Linked DNA regions of Homo sapiens: region 1 is linked to region 2. Evidence: read pairs that join two places in POLR2A ChIA-PET (ENCODE). Cell type or tissue: GM12878. All regions are shown on one strand. Region 1 has its middle 7.9 kb from the start of LINC01679. Region 2 overlaps PDXK (pyridoxal kinase).

Evidence for each region. ChIA-PET counts read pairs that join two places held together with the same protein. Peaks named below come from ENCODE experiments on the same cell type or tissue, not always from the same donor. Only the 100,000 strongest peaks of a DNase experiment are listed, where the experiment ranks them.
Region 1: POLR2A ChIA-PET joins it to region 2 with 10 read pairs; 3 of 35 experiments call an interaction of 5 or more read pairs at or near these places.

The regions. Positions count from the first base shown.
Region 1 is chr21:43,351,950-43,356,949 of GRCh38, forward strand. No RefSeq gene overlaps it. Among named protein-coding and RNA genes, the nearest start is that of LINC01679, 7.9 kb to the right of the region's middle. RefSeq lists enhancers at 913-1,212, 1,353-1,442, 1,613-1,852, 3,943-3,992, 4,213-4,382 and a silencer at 2,263-2,592. In GM12878, a CTCF peak has its summit at 4,052; DNase peaks (open chromatin) are centred at 892, 2,207 and 4,059; H3K4me3 peaks cover 1,855 bases; H3K27ac peaks cover 4,526 bases.
Region 2 is chr21:43,722,703-43,727,702 of GRCh38, forward strand. All of the region lies in intron 1 of PDXK (pyridoxal kinase), which reads left to right. Among named protein-coding and RNA genes, the nearest start is that of PDXK, 6.1 kb to the left of the region's middle. RefSeq lists enhancers at 2,229-2,388, 3,972-4,813. In GM12878, a CTCF peak has its summit at 4,989 (motif pointing right); a DNase peak (open chromatin) is centred at 2,305; H3K4me3 peaks cover 1,017 bases; H3K27ac peaks cover 1,689 bases.

The sequences.
Region 1 (5,000 bases), 370 kb before region 2:
GTGCATAAGCTTAGCTCACGTTTGTTGCTCAACACTGTAACCATGGGGGTCTCCAGTGCCGTTAGCATCCTTTTTCAATGTAATTTGTAATGATTGTATGGCATTCTCTCCTATGGATATACCCAAATCTCTCCTTTTGCTATATTGGATTTGCTTCTGTACATTTTTTAATTACCCTGAGATGAATCTTTTTCTGCATCAATATTTTCCCATAGCTTGGGATCTTTCCTTATGTTAGAGGATCAGAAATAGAAGCCCAGGATTGAAGGAACGTCTTCAGGTTGCAGATTCACGTTGACAACATCCTCTAAAAGTCTACCTGCATTTACGCTCCACTGAGGATGATCAGTTAATACAATTTCACTAGTTCAACAGGGAAACTGTAGTGTCCGGATGTACATTCTTTTGTTGACGAATGAGGTCGAACTTTCTTCCCGGTGTTTAGTGTTCCCTTATATTTACATCCTTGAGAACTCCCTACTCCTCTTCTCGACCTGCCTTTCAAGTTGAGGTATGTTTTAAAAAGGTAAACTGAGGCATAATATACTTTTTAAAGAGTTGACTTGAGCAAACCACCATTCATGAATCAGGCAGCCCCACACCAGAATGGATCAGGAGCTCCACCAAGGGAACACAGGGGCAGCTCTCCTAGGACATGCGCAGATGTCAAGCAGAGAAAGTGGTCTGATTGGTCGCAGGTACGCCATTGCCTGTTGTACACCAGAGAAGGTATCTGATTGGCCACAGGCATGCAGTTGACACACATAAAGCAGAGAAAGTATCTGATTGGCTGCTAGCAGGCAGAGAAGGTATCTGATTGGCTGCAGGCATGCAGTTGCCTGACATGCACCAGAGAAAGTATCTGATTGGTCGTAGGTACAGCAGTTGCCTAAGGTGAAGCAGAGAAAGTATCTGATTGGCCGCATGTACGCAGTTTCTTTATTGGGTCCGTCCCATTGGAAAGTCCCTGGTTATGTAAGTTTGTTGGCTGCCTCTGATTGGTGGAGCTTAAGTTCTGTTTCTCTTTAATGCAGGCATTTACAAGAAATAGCTCAGTTTCGCTTACCTCTGCAACTCAAGCTGGGGTGAGATCACTTGCGAGGACTGCCTGGCACCATTCGCTTGGGCCTCTTGGGGCCTAGTCTCCGATTTAATGTAACGGGCCACTGAGACTTCTTTATTTCCGTTTGGAGAAGTTCTTTGCTTATGAGGGGATTGTTACGGGTTGAATTACGTCTGTCTCCATTCCACTCCCCCATTTCTATGTCGAAGTCCTGACCCCCAGTACCTCAGAATGTGACTCATTTGGAAATAGCTTTTTGCAGATGGAATTGGTTAAAAGGAGGCCATGCTGGAGTAGGCTGGGCCCCTAATCCAATGACCACTGTCCTTCCGAGAAGGGGAGATTTGAGCACAGACAGGTGCTGGAGAACGCGTGTGAAGAGGGAGACAGGGACCGGGATGACGCTTCCACCAGCCAGGGAATGCCAAGGGTCCCAGAGGCGCAGAGAGAGGCCGGGGCAGACGCAGTCCCCCAGCCCCGGAAGGAACCAGCCCTGCCAACGGCTTCAGCTCGGGGGTCCGGCCTCCAGCAGCGCAAGAGAGTGAATGTCTGTTGTCTGGACCCCCGTCTGTGGTGCTTTGTGCAACAGCCGCGGGACACCCAGGGGTCAAGCCTGACCAGCCGGATGGCTGCCAGCATGGTCTCGATTTTCTCCATGGGGGATGGAAGGCAGCTCTGCTCCCCTTTCCTGGCAAGGCCCCTCGGAGCTGGCCCTGCACGGTTCATGTCACAGAGGGGCCCGATCCCCTTTTTCTCCCCAGAGAGGAGCTCTAGGGGGTTCCCGACAGCCCAGGACGACATGACGCAAGCAGCCCTCAGTCCCAAGTCCCCTCTGTGACACCCGCTGCAGGTGCCAGGCAGCTGTTGGGGGGCGGCTGTTGGGGAGCCCATCTGAGGGGCTTCCAGCCACAGCTGGTGAGGGTCCCTTGGTCCTCAGGGATGCATCCTGGATAGGAGTCCAGGACTGCAGCTCCTGCTCACCTGGTTGGGCAAACTGCGTATAGAACGAGGGCCCCAGCACCAGGAAGGGCCCCCAGCACAGAGGATGTGGGATGAGAGTGGTACTGGGCAGGGTGGAGTTTCAACAGACAGAGGTAGAAGCCTCAGGCCAGCACAGCCCTGGCAGCCTCGTGGCCCCCAATGCCGCTGGGTCAGAGCCAACAGGACAGCCTGGCCTCACGCTGAGGCCACAGCAGGGCGGGCTGGGGCTCACTCCCTGCACATTGCTTGCACCTCTGCTCTCAGCCCCACGCTTTGTTTCTAGGGGCCCGGAAGCTGCACACTCACTTCCAGAACTCCCGTGCCTACGGGCGCCTCAGCCAGCTCTGCCGCAGGAGGAGGGGCAATGCTTCTTGCTTCCAGTTGGCATCGGCGGCCCCTCCGGTCAGGGCAGGTGTCCTCGCCCTGCTGGGGGCAGCCCCTCTGGTCAGGGCAGGCATCCCCACCCTGCGGGAGGCGGCCCCTAGGGTCAGGGCAGGTGTCCCTACCCTGCTGGAGGTGGCCCCTCACCAGCACATCCAGAGCCAGCTGCAGCTCTAACAGCTCGGCAGCACAGGCTCCATGGGCAGCAGCAGCTCCTGTCACCAGGAGCACCCTCCTGCCCTGGCCTCCCCCAAGCCTGCTTCTCCCTTCTGCTCTTCTGGCACCTCGGTAGCTGATTCCTGGTGTTAAATCTCCTCTGTTGGAACATGTAGACCAGCTGGTTTTCCTTATAGGACCCTGACTGGCAGACCTACTGCCCTTTAGCGAAGTCAAGAATCAAAGAGCACCTCCAAGCCAGGTATAGGCCAGATTTGCTTCTGTGACATGTCCCATGCGGACCCACCTGAGTGTGACCACCCCATCTTACTGCAAATACAGGTGACAGCCCCAATGCAAATACAAACACAAATACAAGCACAGGTGCAAATGCAACTGCAAGTTCAGATGCAAATGCAATTTGCAGCTGCACCCGAGACCAACCCCTCCCCACCACAGATGCACACGCACACATACTGACATATTCACACACACATACTGGTGCAGCCCTGCAGCTGCACCCCTGAGACCACCCCCTCCCCACCACAGATGCACACGCACACATACTGACATATTCACACACACATACTGGTGCAGCCCTGCAGCTGCACCCCTGAGACCATCCCCTCCCCATCGCAGACACACATGCACTCATACTGGCATATTGCAGAGCACCGTGTGGTAGCATTGTTTTTAACTGCAAATACCTGAACTCAACCTAGATTTCCATGGATAGTTATGAACCTTCCAATGGGCTGCCACTCAGCCGCGGGAAAGGCTGGGGCTGTGTGGCAGTGGAGAAACAGCTCTGACGCATGGCATTTGCTGAAAAAAGCAAAAGTGCAGAAGAGCACTAGCGGTGAGCCCGCACCTCCGCATAGAGGCGTAGGCAGTGCTTGTGCCTATTTGCTCATTAACGCACAGAAGGATGCACACCGCGGTTGGCCATGCTGCTTGTCTCGATGGGCGGGCGGGGACCGGGTAGAAGGAAGGCTTCACAGAATAGATACCCTGCGGTGCCTTTAGAACTTTGAAGCATATGCCACTCTACAAAATACATGCAAAAATGTGCTATTTATTCAAGGACTGAACTTGAGTAACATGATTATTTCACAAAAGACCCTGGCACTCAAGGCAGGCAGTGGTGAGCCGGCAGCCCCCTCGGCGAACACAGCTGGCCCAGGCAGCTTGGAGCAGCAGTAGGAAGACTCCCTGCTCGCTGTAGACCTGAGCTCAAGCCAGAGGAGCCAGGCTTCCGAGCACCGGGGCCCTGAGGCCGCTGGAGAGGGTGGCTCTCCCACCCCTGGAGTTCCCCAGAGACCTCGTCTGGGGCCGGCGCCTATGCCTGCTTATTTGGCCATAATGAATGGGCACTCCCTGGAGCAGATGTGCCTAATAACAGTCCAGCAAGACTGCCTCAAGAGCCACCTCTGGGACACACTTTAAAGCCACACTGGCCACAAGGGACGCTGGTGATCCCGTGGTCTGCAGAGCTACCTGCTCAGTCTATTTATGTCACCTCACTCCCAGCCAGCCAGGGGAGGCCAGGGGAGCCCCTCGATGACTAATGTCACAGCTGCCACCAGGGACAGGCCCTGCAGCAGCCTGGAGGCCTGATGTGTCCATACCAACGATGGCCGTCAGCAGGGGCTGTGTGGAAGGACAGAGCTGCTGGGGCCTTGGGAAGACAAGAGACCGGCTGCCGCCTGTAACTGCTGGCCTGGCTGTGGGCTTTTGGCTGAGGTCTGCAGCCATGCACTGGCCACCGTGTTGTACAGGAAGAGGACTTCTCACTGGTTTCCACAGTCTGTGCACCCTGACAGCGGGTTGTCTACTGGAACCTGGTTCAACGTCTCTTGGTTGAAACCTTGGTGGTGCCAGGGCTTGAAAGCCCTTTCCCCGGAGGGCTCCCCTGTTGGCTCTGACTTGCTGTCCTCGGTAGGTGAGCCTTCCTGCCCGTCCCGTCAGCTCGAGGCCCACAGCCCCTCACCCCTCTTCCCAAGAGCACCCTGACACAGTCACACAGAGACCCGCACCGCTGACTTACGGACAGAGAAACGCGCATTGCTGACTCTGAGCACAGGTGGCCTGGCTCCTGCACAGACCCCCCACCAACCCAGTCTCTGGGCACACACTTCAAAGAGCCTGCCAGGGTTAATGCCACTTCAAGAAACCGGTGGCCTGGGAGTCTAGAATCTTCTGGCTATCAGTCAGCGGTGCCTGCCTGTAGGAGCCCAGGCCCTTAGCAAACTCCTAGGCTCTGTGCTTTCCCACAGCGAATCTTTAGCACTAAGATTCAGCTCCCAGCCTTTCATCGGTTGTGTATGTCTTTCCTGGCCCAAATAATATCGTGGTGGGACACTAGATAGGAGCCTGTCCCCAAATAAATGAGTTGCAACAGTAACTAGTTAGTTACTTG
Region 2 (5,000 bases):
CAGTCTCTGTCTCTGTCCTCACGTGGCCTCCGCCCAGTGTGCTCTCTTAAAAGTCCACTTAACATGGGATTCAGGCCCACCTGGATAATCTGGCATGATCTCATCTTGGAATCTTACATCTGCAAAGATACTTTTTCTTTCTTTCTTTTTTTTGAGACGGAGTCTTGCTGTGTTGCCCAGGCAGAAGTGCAGTGGCGCGATCTCGGCTCACTGCAAGCTCTGCCTCCCGGGTTCATGCCATTCTCCTGCCTTAGCCTCCTGAGTAGCTGGGACCACAGGCGCCCGCCACCACGCCTGGCTAATTTTTTTGTATTTTTAGTAGAGACGGGGTTTCACCGTGTTAGCCAGGATGGTCTCAATCTCCTGACCTCGTGATCCGCCCACCTCGGCCTCCCAAAGTACTGGGATTACAGGCATGGGGCCACCACGCCTGGCCTTCTTTTTCTTTTTCTTTCTTTTTTTTTTTTTTGAGACGAGGGTCTCACTCTGTCGCTCAGGCTGAAGTACAATGGAGCGATCTAGGCTCACTGCAACCTCCCCCTTCCAGGTACAAGCAATTCTCCTGCCTCAGCCTCCTGAGTAGCTGGGATTACAAGTATGCACCACCACACCTGACTAATTTTTCTGTATTTCTGTTTAGTAGAGATGGGGTTTCACTATGTTGGCCAGGCTGGTCTTGAGCTCCTGACCTCAGGTGATCTGCCTGCCTCGGCCTCCCAAAGTGCTGGGATTACAGGCGTGAGCCACCGTGCCCGGCCCAAAGATCCTTTTTCCAAATAGAGTCCCCTTCACAGGTTTCAGTTAAACATATCCTTCGAGGGTCCAGCATTCAATCTGGAAGGAGCCTTCAGAGAAATTTGAAAGTGGCATAAACCAAGGGGTGAATTAAAGGCCCAGAAGTTGATGACGTCAAGACGTCCTTTTTGGAAGTGAGGGGAGCAGCACAGCTGTGAGTCTCCAAACTGGGCTGTGCAGAGATTGTCCCAAGCACGTCTGAGGCCAGTAGCTGCCCTGTGGGGAGAGGCAAGCCTGTCCTGTCACTGTGCATCCCGTCCAGATGGACAGGTAGTAGATTCCCGCTGGCTGGGTGATATCCGTGTCCTTCATCTGTCAGCCTCTGGAGCCGCCGAGGCTGGGTGCCAGGCACTGCCGCCTGGGACACATGTGACCTCCGTGCTGCAGGACCACAGTGCAGGTGCGCTTTCACAGGGCCGCTCCTAGGGAGGAGGTTGTGGACATCAGACATTCCATGATTGGATTCCATGGCTTTGAGAATCTCACTTGGGGCCTTAGCTCGAGACCCATTTAAATACCACATCGCAGAGACCAGAAGGCAAGACCATGGGACTCCCTGCAGCCCCCACCAGAAGACCCTGTGAGGTGGCTGGCTCCATCTGGGGCCTGCAGGCAGCCGCATTCTTTCATTCTCGTGGTCCGTCGGTGCGGAGCAGACCTGAGACACCTGAGGGGGCTTGGCGGAGGTTGTATTTCTCTGTCTAGGGGCCTCAATGCCATGCCCGTTAGGCAGGTGGACTGTGGCTCAAGCGCCCCACAGGAAGAGGCAGGGGGCTCCCTGCCCTGGAACCCTGGATGTCAGCACCTGACTCCTACCTGCTGTGACATTGGCAAAAGTAGCTGTGGCAGAGGCCGAGGGTCCCACCTGCTTACTGGGCCCCGCTTCTCCGGACAGGAGCAGAAGCTGCAGAGCTTTGGGACCTCAGCACTTGAGCAGCATGTGGACGCGAGCAGCGAGTAACCCCGGGCTCCCAGAGACGCGTGACGGGGTCCCCAGGGGGTTGCTTGAGGGCCCTCAAGTCAGGAGCTGATTTCTATCCTCAAATATTTAAGCATCCCCAAGCCCAGGTGCGGTGGCTCACACCTATAATCCCAGTACTTTAGGAGGCCGAGATGGGGGGATCACTTGAGCCTGGGAGTTTGAGACCACCGTGGGCAACATAGCAAGACTCCAGCTCTACAAGAAAAAAAAAAAAAAGCTGGCTATGTGACTCACATCTGTAGTCCCACCTACTTGGGAAGGTGAAGTGGGAGGATCACCTGATCCCAGGAGGTGGAGGATGCAGTGACCTGTGATGGTGCCACTGCACTCCAGCCTGGGTGACAGAGTGAGACCCTGTCTCAAAAAAAAAAAAAAGTAAAAAATAAACATGTATGGAAGTACAATGTATTTTTAACCAGAAAGTTGACAGAGAATACCGATGCACTAGGTAGACCCTGTTTTTAAAAAAAAAAAATCCCCTGCTCTGCAAAGTGGCCTCTTCTTCAGAGATGTGGCATCACTGGAGGGTTCTCTTGGGGAAATGGTTAAAACACCTGGTGTTGGCTGGGTGCAGTGGCTCACGCCTGTAATCCCAGCACTTTGGGAGGCTGAGGCAGGCGGATCACAAGATCAGGAGATCGAGACCAGTCTGGCTAACACGGTAAAACCCCGTCTCTACTAAAATTACAAAAAATTAGCCAGGCGTGGTGGTGGGCGACTGTAGTCTCAGCTGCTTGGGAGGCTGAGGCAGGAGAATGGTGTGAACCCAGGAGGCGGAGCTTGCAGTGAGCCGAGATCGCGCCACTGCACTCCAGCACGGGCGACAGAGCAAGACTCTCGTCTCAAAACAAAACAAAACACCTGGTGTTTTGAAAAATCTTTACATTTTTTCTTAGAATTCCTAGGATAGAAAGAGTCTTCTTTGCCTTCAGAACTGCACTATAAGATCCTGGAAGAATACCACCCTGCCTTTTAAAAGACATCATTTTTGCCTTAACATTTTTCAAGGTGACATGCATTTGCAAACAGTACAAAAAAGCCAGCGCTGGGCCAGGCACGGTGGCTCACGCCTATAATCCCAGCACTTTGGGAGGCTGAGGTGGGTGGATCACCTGAGGTCAGGAGTTCGAGACCAGCCTGGCCAACATGGTGAAGCTCCATCTCTACTAAAAATACAAAAAATTAGCCGGGCGTGGTGGCACACTACTGTAATCCCAGCTACTCAGGAGGGTGAGGAAGGAGATTGCTTAAACCCAGGAAGTGGAGGTTGCAGTGAGCCAAGATTGCACCACTGCACTCCAGCCCCTGCAACAGAGCAAGACTCAGGCTCAAAACAAAAAAAAAAGAAAAGGAAAGGAAAAAGAGCCAGTGGTGAAAAGTGTGCCTCCTTCCTTCCTCCGGTGGCCCGCACTAACTTCCTTAGAGGTGATGCTGATGCTGTATGTTGGAGACGCTTCTGAGTGTCCTCGGAACGTTCCCACGTGCTCTCCAGGCCATGCTGGGCAGCTGGCTTTCCTCCCGTCTAGCTGGGATTCTCTCTCTCTCTCTCTCTCTCTCTCTGGCCTCTGCCAGTCCCTGGGTCTGAGCCAGAATGTGTCCCAATCCAGGAAACAGGTGTTGTTTCTGGTATTTCTTCTTTTTCTTTCATCTTTCTCCAAGAAGGAAGAAAATTGGCTAGTTTTTTGCTTTTCTGACTCCCTTAGTTTGGGACTGAGGTTTCTGTTATTCTTGTTTGGCTGTCATGGAGAAAAACAAGAACTTATCGGTCCCGTTTTCCATTTTTTCTTTTTCTTTTTTTTTTTTTTTTTTTTGAGACGGAGTCTCACTCTGTCACCCAGGCTGGAGTGCAGTGGCGTGATCTTGGCTCACTGCAGCCTCCTCCTCCTCCCAGGTTCACGCCATTCTCCTGCCTCAGCCTCCCAGGTAGCTGGGACTACAGGCGCCCGCCACCACACCAGGCAAATTTTTCTGTATTTTTAGTAGAGACAGGGTTTCACCATGTTAGCCAGGATGGTCTCGATATCCTGACCTCGGGATCTGCCCGCCTCGGCCTTCCAAAGTGCTGGGATTACGGCTGAGCCACCGCGCCCGGCCAATTTTTGTATTTTGGTAGAGACGGGGTTTCACCATGTTGGCCAGGCTGGTCTTGAACTCCTGACCTCAGGCAATCCACCCACCTCAGCCTCCCAAAGTGTTGGGATTACAGGCATGAGCCACTGCACCCAGCCTATTGGTCCCATTTTCTGATCTATTTTTCCCTCTTGCCTCTGGCTCTAGCCCACATCGGTGCATGTGTGTGTGTGTATGTGGGTGTGCATGTGTGTACGTGGTGTGTTTGTGTACACTGTGTGTGTATGTGGGTGTGCATGTGTGTACATGGTGTGTGTGTATGTGGGTGTGCTTGTGTGTACATGGCATGCATGTGTGCATGTGGGATGCATGTGTATGGGGCATGTGTGCATGGCGTGTGTGCACATGTCTGGGCATGCATGCGTGTGTCATGGGCATGCATGTGTGTGTATGCGGTGTGTTGCTCTGCAGGCCCCAGTGTTGGCCGGCCCCCCCGTCTTTCCTGTAAGTGACTTCCTTCCTAGGAGGCTTGGTGTGACTGGCATTCCCTGGAAAGGGAGGGGCGGATCCGCAGAACGGGCAGCTTCGGGGACACAGGGGCTGCTGATTGGCATTGTGGCTTGTTGGCCTTGGTGTCTGCGGGTGCACACCCACACAGAGCTTTTGAAATGGAATCCTGCGTGCCCAGTTCACAGAGTGAGTGACGCTGAGGAATAAGAACAGAGGGAACTTCTCAAGGAGAAAGGAAGAAAGGAGTTGTCAAAGATGGGCTGAGCAAAAAACCGTGCAATCAGCCGAGGAGGGGCCGGCAGCGCCTCCCTTCCTGCCCACAGAGCAGCCGCCTTGTGCCCATCTATTCCCCGGCTCTGCATGGGGCCTCTGTTTTAAAGGGTTCTGTGGCCAAGACAAGCCTGCCAGCCCCTGTCCCTGTCCTTGGCCACTCCTCCGGCAGCTTTCCCCATTCCTGAAGCAGGTGGCTAGCCTGCTTAGCCTCTTGTCCCATCTCCTTACCTGTGACAGTCACCAAGCCTCTGGGAATGTGGTCACCCTAGGACAGCTAAACGAGGAAGCTGTGCAGTGCACACAGGTTTGGCTGACCCCAAGGGCCAGTTGCTGTGCATGGGAGCGAGTTCCAAGGGGTGGGAGGGAGCCA